Regions from separate parts of the Homo sapiens genome. Here region 2 is linked to region 1. A link is a loop called in an ENCODE intact Hi-C map of the cell type or tissue named here. Cell type or tissue: Caco-2. All regions are shown on one strand. Links, peaks and the distances in the headings refer to the core of each region. The heading gives the core; the rest is flanking DNA.

The links. Peaks named below come from ENCODE experiments on the same cell type or tissue, not always from the same donor. Only the 100,000 strongest peaks of a DNase experiment are listed, where the experiment ranks them.
Region 2: a loop joins it to region 1, with 7 times the contacts of the local background. A loop is called at or near these places in 1 of 110 quality-filtered maps.

Annotation. Positions count from the first base shown.
Region 1 is chr2:203,550,168-203,554,566 of GRCh38, reverse strand. No RefSeq gene overlaps it. Among named protein-coding and RNA genes, the nearest start is that of RAPH1, 17 kb to the right of the region's middle. In Caco-2, for the core only: no CTCF peak of the experiment used is centred there; a DNase peak (open chromatin) is centred at 2,536.
Region 2 is chr2:203,603,574-203,607,972 of GRCh38, reverse strand. No RefSeq gene overlaps it. Among named protein-coding and RNA genes, the nearest start is that of RAPH1, 70 kb to the right of the region's middle. In Caco-2, for the core only: no CTCF peak of the experiment used is centred there; a DNase peak (open chromatin) is centred at 2,526.

The DNA of each region.
Region 1 (4,399 bases), core at 242-4,241:
GGTATATGTTTGACAGTAAGCAACAGAAATCCCAATCGTGGCTTAACCAAACAAGTGTTCCTTGTTTTTTTTTTTTTTTTTTTTTTTTCACTTGACAAGATGTCTGGAACAGGCCATCCAGGGCTGGGACTCTGGCTGTCCAATGTCAAAGAACCAGCCTGCTTCTCTCTTGTTCTTCCATCATCCTTGGCTTGTTGCCTTTGATCACTATATACTGCTGCAGCATGCAGCATGCTCATATTCAAGGCTGGAAAACAAAAGTAAGAAAAAATGTTCTTGCCAGGTATGCTTAACCCTATTTATCAGGAAAGCAAAAGATTTCTCAAAAGCCTGCCCCTTACTCCCAACAGACATCTTTTAATAGTTCTTGCATTAGAATTGGATCACATGGCTACCCCTCACAGCAAAGGAAGGAGGCTGGGGAAGCTTTGGGGTGGTAAACAATACTATCCTTCATAGTTCTCACCCTAGGTACTCTAGGCCTGTGATCCATCTGGCTCTTGACCTCTTGGGAAAAGGAATAGCACTACCACAAACCAGGGCAGTGCTACACACTTCCAGGCCTCCCTACTACAGACCACCTGCCTGGGATTCTACTCATTGCTCTGACATGACTGCATGGCTGTTACTCTCAGGAGACTGTCTGGTTGAGCCGCTTCCCATTGCCTTAGCCCTCAAAGCACCCACCCTATGCCAAGTGGTCAATCTGAAACTCAGAGCCACCCTCCCTCACCACCACCACCCCAAACCAAGTTAGTTAGTAGAACTGAGCTCCCACAGTGACCATGGGACACAATTCAGCATTTCGGCCGTAGACTGCATTTGCTTTTATGTTTCTAAGAATATACCTGATTCATAGTATATTTGAGAGCTTACTAGCTCTCAATAAAAGTTTTTTGGTGAATCAATACATGATGGATGAAGATTAGAGTGACAGAAGGTCAGGCAAAGCCAAAAGTCCAGAAGAAATTATCCATGGTAATTCTTTGTTCTGTGTAATACTCTAGGAGTACACATTTCTATGTGATAAAAATTTTGATGTAGATGATTTATTCTTCAATTGCTATGCCACTCAGAAAATGCTGGAGGAAAAAGGTTTTTCTCTTGTTTCTTGGAATCTTAAGGAAAAAGTCAGACACACATCCTCACGTTACACTGACAGCTAATTGCTGGCTTCCGTGTGTGCAGTTTTAATGTCCCAGATTCTATGAACCATGATATATAGACATGGGTAATTAGTGGCAGATGTATATATCTTTTTCTTTAGAATAAGTTTAAGGAAATATAATTAAGGAATAGTTTCAACAAACATTGATATTTATTTGTTTTATTGTGGGTTTTGTTTTTTTTTTTATTTGAGACACAGTCTTGCTCTGTCACCCAGGCTGGAGTGCAGTGGTGCCATCTCAGCTCACTGCAACCTCCAGCTCTCAGGTTCGAGCGATTCTCATGCCTCAGCCTCCCAAGCAGCTGGGCTTACAGGCACGTGCCACCATGCACAGCTGAAACATTGGTATTTAATTAAAAGCCATGTTCCCTTTAAATAATACTTAAAGGAAATAATGTTTCTATTAAATAAAATTATAAACTATAAGTAAGAAAAATGGTAAAAATATTTAGGAAAGAAATCTTTCACTTAGTACATGGTAGGGATTTGACAAATATTCTATATAGACGGCCCTTTAAATAGAAAAATGCATGAAAAGCCCTTGTGGTTTCCCATGATTTGTTGTGGTAATAGCAAAGAATCTCTGTTATATATATATATATATATATATACACACACACACACACATACATACACACACACACACATATTACTCATCCTACATTACCATATATTCTAATTATAATATAACTTTTACTTAGCATTGCTATCATATGCATAAATGTATCCAAAACTAAAGCAGAAGAACAGAGAAGTCTCCAGACAAAATGGAGACTCCTATGTTTCCCTTTGTCAACACATGAGCTTCTAGGAAAAGAAAAGCAATAATTACAGAGCAAAAGTTATTACAGAAGTTGCAAACATATCACTGAAGAAACTGCTTGTAGTGACTTGCCTTGCTCTTTACCAGATTATTTTAGGAAAAAATATCAGTGGATGTAAGTTAAATGTAAATATACATGAGAGTATTTACTACAAATCATCAGGTGATTCTTCTTACAGTACAATCGTAACTATCTAAATTACATTCTCATTGACATTTTTAAAGGTAGAGTCATGCTCTGAAAGGACAAAATACCTACTGGAATTTTCTAACTTTATCAATTGACCCCGATTACAGGTGCTCATACTTTTAATATTTTACCTACTGGAATTAAACTTGTAGGAAAAATAAATGTAAACTATGAAAACAATTTTACGCACCCATTTTATTCCTCTGACCTTTGACTTTTCTTTCCCAATCAGAATTTCTAAGTTAATTTGTAGAAGAGGGTAGGTATCAAGTATAATGGCTTACTGGTGATTGACCTGTTTGCAGGCAAAAGAGTCTCCCTGTTAACTCAGCTGAGCAAGCTTGCGCAATTTGACTGTGTGGGAGGATGGAGCTTTTGAGATAGGTATTTATGGCGTTCTCTGTGTATTTTCCTCTTTCTTGTCCCATATTCAGGAAGATAGTAGGCCCCGTGCTTCTTTGCTGCAGGGAATATTAATATGTCACAAGGAGGAAAGCAGAAGTGGCTTCCAAGATACTTCCCTTCTTGGTCTTTTTTTCCAAACTCCTAAACACATAGAGAGGTCTATGCTGGATTCCCTGGAGGAAAAAGAGAACTGGGTTTGCCTCTGGGGAAAAGGGTGGGTATGTCTTGACAATGAGAGATGTTTGTTTTTCTGTGTCATTCTGAAGTCCTACTAAATAAGAAAAAAAAATTTTTAAATACATGACATTAATATAAGAAATTTTAAATTTTTTTTAAAAAGAGAAAATGAGAGCTGTCATGCACGCTTGTTCTTCTCCTGCACTTTCATCCCTGGTAGTGCCTTGAAGATGGGGCCATCTTATTCAATTCCTTACTTTTTTTTTTTTTCTTTCTTTTTTTTGAGATGGAGTCTCGCTCTGTCACCCAGGCTGGAGTGCAGTGGCGCAATCTCGGCTCACTGCAGGCTCCGCCCTGCGGGGTTCACACCATTCTCCTGCCTCAGCTTCCCGAGTAGCTGGGACTACAGGCACCCGCCACCTCGCCCGGCTAATTTTTTGTATTTTTAGTAGAGACGGGGTTTCACTGTGTTAGCCAGGATGGTCTCGATCTCCTGACCTCGTGATCCACCCGCCTCGGCCTCCCAACGTGCTGGGATTACAGACGTGAGCCACCGCGCCCGGCCCTATTTTTGTATTTTTAGTAGAGACGGTGTTTCACCATCTTGGGCAGGCTGGTCTTGAACTCCTGACCTTGTGATCTACCAGCATTGGCCTCCCAAAGTGCTGGGATTACAGGCGTGAGCCACCACAACCAGCCTCAATTCCTTACTTTTAGGCAAAATTACCCTTAATCCATTTTAAAAAGACTTTTTTAGAACTACCATAGAAATACATTATACAGGCCTGGGATGGTGGCTCACGCCTGTAATCTCAGCACTTTGGGAGGCTGAGGCGGGAGGATCGCTTGAGGCCAGGAGTTTGAGACAAGCCTGACCAACATGGCAAAACCCCGTCTCTACAAAAAATACAAAAATTAGCTGAGCGTGGTGGCACACACCTGTAATCCCAGCTACTCAAGGAGAATTGCTTGAGCCCAGGAGATGGAGGTCGTAGTGAGCCAAGTTCTCACCACTGCACTCCAGCCTGGGTGACAGAGAGAAACTGTCTCAAAAAAAAAAAGAAAAGAAAAAGAAAAAGAAATACATTATACAAAGTTCAGAACTCATTTTATTGTTTGACACCCTTGTAGTGAAAAATCTATCTAGACATACTTAAATTTCATCATGTGATTATATGCTTATGCCCCACCTCATTCTTCATTCCTAAGGAGGAAGAACCCTAGCTTCTGGATAGCAAATTTTCACAAATGTTAAGATTGTTAGGTCCTCTTCCATTTTTTCTTCTCACAGCTAAATAATTCTGGCTTCTTATTTCCCCATCAGGTCTTACTTCCCATTCTTAAATTATCTTTGTGGAAATGATGAGAAAGCATACAGCGTAAGAATAACAACTTAGTGTCATGAAACTGTCCTCCAATGTACTAGGCCATTTCTCACTCACAAATGTTCACAATGTCCACTGCACTTTCTTCCACAGAGGACTCTCCCTTAATATTTCTGAGCTTTTTCTTAACACGTGATTGAATTAATCAGCATGCACGGGTAGCTCTATGAGTGCAAAATGTAAGACATGGTATAGTTCTAGTCCTCATGGGGTTTATAATTTATTTGGAGTAACCTCAAACCATAAAAAGT
Region 2 (4,399 bases), core at 314-4,313, 53 kb before region 1:
CTTATAGTCCTAGCAACTGGAGAGGCTGAGGCAGGAGAATCGCGTGAATCCAGGAGACAGAGCTTGCAGTGAGCAGAGATGGTGCCACTGCACTCCAGCCTGGGTGACAGAGTGAGACTCCGTCTGGAAAAATAAAATAAAATAAAATAATTTTAAAAAGGGACCCTACCCAAGACCACGTGGGTGACAACGATAGAACCCAGCTGAGAAAGTCTGTACGGAGTGGACTGCAGGAAAGCAAGGGTCCCCCAGGACAACGGCCAGCCCAAGGAGACTGTATCAATGCTGCCATCAAGGGAGCGCACCCCTGACAGGGAGGCAGCTGCAGACTGCCGCAGCTTATGAGACAACCACGTAGGAATTCTCCGTCTCATCCCCTTACCTCTCATCCCTCTCCCTGCCCAGCCCCAGGTCAGCAACAGTAGCTATTGAGTAGGGGAAGAGGGAAACAAGAAGAAGCTGACCACACACAACCTGCCACTGGCCTACCTGGGGATGGGAAGAGCCATACCTTTAAATGAAGATTAAAATGTGACTTCTTATTTTGGACTAGACGTTTTAATTTCTGAGTGGAGATAATGAAGCTTAAAGTAACTTTGTAATTCAGAAATTCATGGGACTGCCCAAGTTTTCAGGGTTAAGGGAAATACTTTCCTTCCCTGGATACATTGTTAAAGTCAAAATTTTGAAAGACAAAAATATGGCTGCCTTTTGTTTATTTCCTATGAACCTGATTTCTTCAGTGTGCCATTTATGTGTCCTTTATTTTTATACTAAAGTTGGGAATAACCTAATTATCAATTAATAGGAAAATAATGATATGGAAGTACTATATTTAGTTTATGCTTTCAAGTACATACATATAAAGTATTAAACTTAAAATACAAAATGTCAAATTATACATAGTATGATTATCATATAAAAATGTATAGTTGGCCGGGCGCAGTGGCTCATGCCTGTAATCCCAGCACTTTGGGAGGCCGAGGTGGGAGGATAATGAGGTCAAGAGATGGAGACCATTCTGGCCAATGTGGTGAAACCCCGTCTCTACTGAAAATACAAAAATTAGCTGGGCGTGGTGGCGGGCGCCTGTAGTCCCAGCTATTAGGGAGGCTGAGGCAGGAGAATCGTTTGAACCCGGGGAGACGGAGGTTGCAGTGAGCTGCGCCATTGTACTCCAGCTTGGGTGACAGAGCGAGACTGCATCTCAAAAAACAAAAAGGGTAATTTATATGATGAGCATAATCATACACACACACAGTAAGATGACTAGAAGGAAACATATTGCAGGTTTAAAATGGTTATTTTGGGGTGGTATGAAGCAGGAATTTTTATTTTCTTCTACGTATTCCTCTGTATTTTTCAGCTTTGTCTTCCTTTTTTTCCTGCCTTTTTCATCCCTATCCCTCAGTCACACAGGGGGCTGTCCAGTGGCATTGCTTAACCATTGGCAGCCAAGAAGTCAACTGCTTTGGGAGGCTGAGGCGAGTGATCGCCTAAGGTCAGGAGTTCAAGACCAGCCTGACCAACATGGAGAAATCCTGTCTCTACTAAAAATACAAAAAATTAGCCAGGCACGGTGGTGGGTCCCTGTAATCACAGCTACTCAGGAGGCTGGGGCGGAAGAATCACTTGAACCCAGGAGGTGGAGGTTGCAGTGAGCCAAAATCATGCATTGCACTCCAGCCTGGGTGACAAGAGTGAAACTCCATCTCAAAACAAACAAAAAAGAAGTCAACTGATGTCCCAAGCATGGGCCACTTCCCCACAGGTTCTCTCCAATGTTCAATGTTTCACAAACTGTTTTCGGCACACCTTTAATTCCAAGACATGCAATGCACATTAGAACATTAAATATTTTGAAATATCCTGCAAAAAAAAAAAAAACCCCTTGAAATTTGTTTAACCCAGGACTTTTCATATCTTTTTTTTTTTTGACCATACACAATGGCTAAAACAAAACAGAACAGAATGAAAATATTAGCAGTTTAAGCAACTTGAGTTTGGGGGAATCCTGTTTGGGAAATGCCACCCTGATTTGTAGCTCATCAAGGCAACAATGATTTCAGCTGGGAGATTATTGCTAAGGTACTAGGTGGCTCTGGGAGGTCACTTCGTTCTTTTCAGCAAGTCTTCCAGACATAAATCTTGCTTCTTTGTCCATTAAGAGAAAATAGGAGAAACCAACTACTGCTATCCAAAAAGCCTCATCCCACCCATTTTAGCCAAAGACAGATGAAATGAAGCAAAAATAGGCCTATGATTGATGGACACATCAAAGTCAAAGGATTTTTAGAAGCAAAATTACTGTTTGAAGAGTTTTTCTGGACTTTATTACTTTTTATCTCAATGCTTTGTCATGTTGAGTGTGATTTCTTCACTATGTCTCTTTTAGATATCACTATTTATCTTATTGAAGTCCAAAGTTGGATTGCCTTAAATAAACCCTGTAACTGCTATAAACCTAGCACCACAGCCAGGAAAACCAAGTTGTGTAACAGGAAGGAAAATGATTATCCAACCCTATAAGTTCAGGCACGGGGATCTCCCTTTTCCTTACAGTTGCCTGGAAGTGATGAATCCCTAAGTCTTTCTCATTGTTAAGTCCCCAGTAAGATGTCTCCAAGGCCAAAGTACCTGCAGCAGTGTGAAAAATTTTCAGAGCCACCAATAAAGAAGGGAATCTGTATTAGGTCTAGAGTTTCTAGGGTACCTGCTGGGTCTTTTTCTTTTTACCAATTTCCCACAAAGATTTCACCCAGCAATGTGAGGTCCTCTGCAGGAATTTACAGATCACTTGGGACTTCATCACACACACCTATACTTTATCATTCTGAATACACAACTTCATTCCTCCTGATCACAGACAGACCAAGCTCTGTATTTCCTGACACATTAAAAAGGTTGTATTTTTTAAGTTTTTCTTCTTTTTTTTTTTTTTGAGACAGAGTCTCGCTCTGCCACCCAGGCTGGAGTGCAGTGGCGCGACCTCGGCTCACTGCAAGCTCCGCCTCCCGGGTTCACGCCATTCTCCTGCCTCAGCCTACCGAGTAGCTGGGACTACTAGGTGCCTGCCACCACGCCGGGCTAATTTTTTTTTTTTTTTGTATTTTTAGTAGAGACGGGGTTGCACCGTGTTAGCCAGGATGGTCTCCATCTCCTGACCTCGTGATCTGCCCGCCTTGGCCTCCCAAAGTGCTGGGATTACAGGTGTGAGCCACCGCGCCCGGCCAGATTTGTTTGTTTTCTGGAGGAGAGACATAATTTCACTGTATAGTGCTTAAAACCTTCTTATAGAAGTGTGATATTTATTGTATCCAATTTTATGTTTCTCAATACAATCATGCATTTTTTAACGATGGGGAAACATTCTGAGAAATTGTCATTAGGAGATGTTGTCGTTGTGTGAACATCATAGAATGTACTTACACAAACCTAGATGGTGTAGCCTACTACACACCTAAACTACAGGGTCTAGCTATTGCTTCTAGGCTAGAAACCTGTGTAAAACGTTACTGTTCTGTATACTGTAGGCCATTGTAACACAATGGTAAGTATTTGCCCATCTAAACGTATCTAAACACAGAAAAGGTACAGTAAAACTACAGTATTGTAATCTTATGGGACCACCGTAATACATGCAGTCCATCCTTGACCAAAATGTTATTACGCGGCACACAACTGTACTAATCTCCTAAAACACTGGCTTTAATCTCCACGTTCCCACTTTTGAAACAGCAGGGAAAGTCCCAAGTGATAAGCATTAGCAGATAAATGCTTACGTCCAGAGGGAACTGCAGACACTTTTAAGACCAGCTGGAAATCATTTTTTTAATGTGTGGGAAGTGTTTCCTTTTATAATCTATATTTCATTTAGAGCCATGTGACTGATAGTGGCAAGACATTTGTGGTTAAAACACAATAAATGAGCAATAGAATACTTGACCAGAGGGAAAAAAGATGTTATACTAGAAAAAAACATGAAAGGCATAAATAATATATTGAGAAGGTCACTCAATGTGAGCCACTAAGCTACCCAGTGTTATTGACATCATGCATTATGTATGGACCTATTTTACAAACCATTGTTCTTCTCCCTCCCGAATGTACTGTGAACGAATGACAGGGAGCCCATGCTATTCCTCTTGTGCTATTCTGGTTGAATCTGAGGTTTGGTAATTTTCCTAGCGGAAAAAAAAAATCAAATTCATAAAAAATGTTCTCTGACTACCTGGCAGAAGGCCTGAGACCATATTCAGGATGTGATACAACACAATTATTTGATTGCTTTCTTTTTCAACACACATTGGAGCTCTCCAAAATTAGTTTTGCCTCCATTCCAAACTCTGTTGGCACGGCTCTTTCCCAGGTCCTCTGATGAAGTGAAAGTATCTACTGC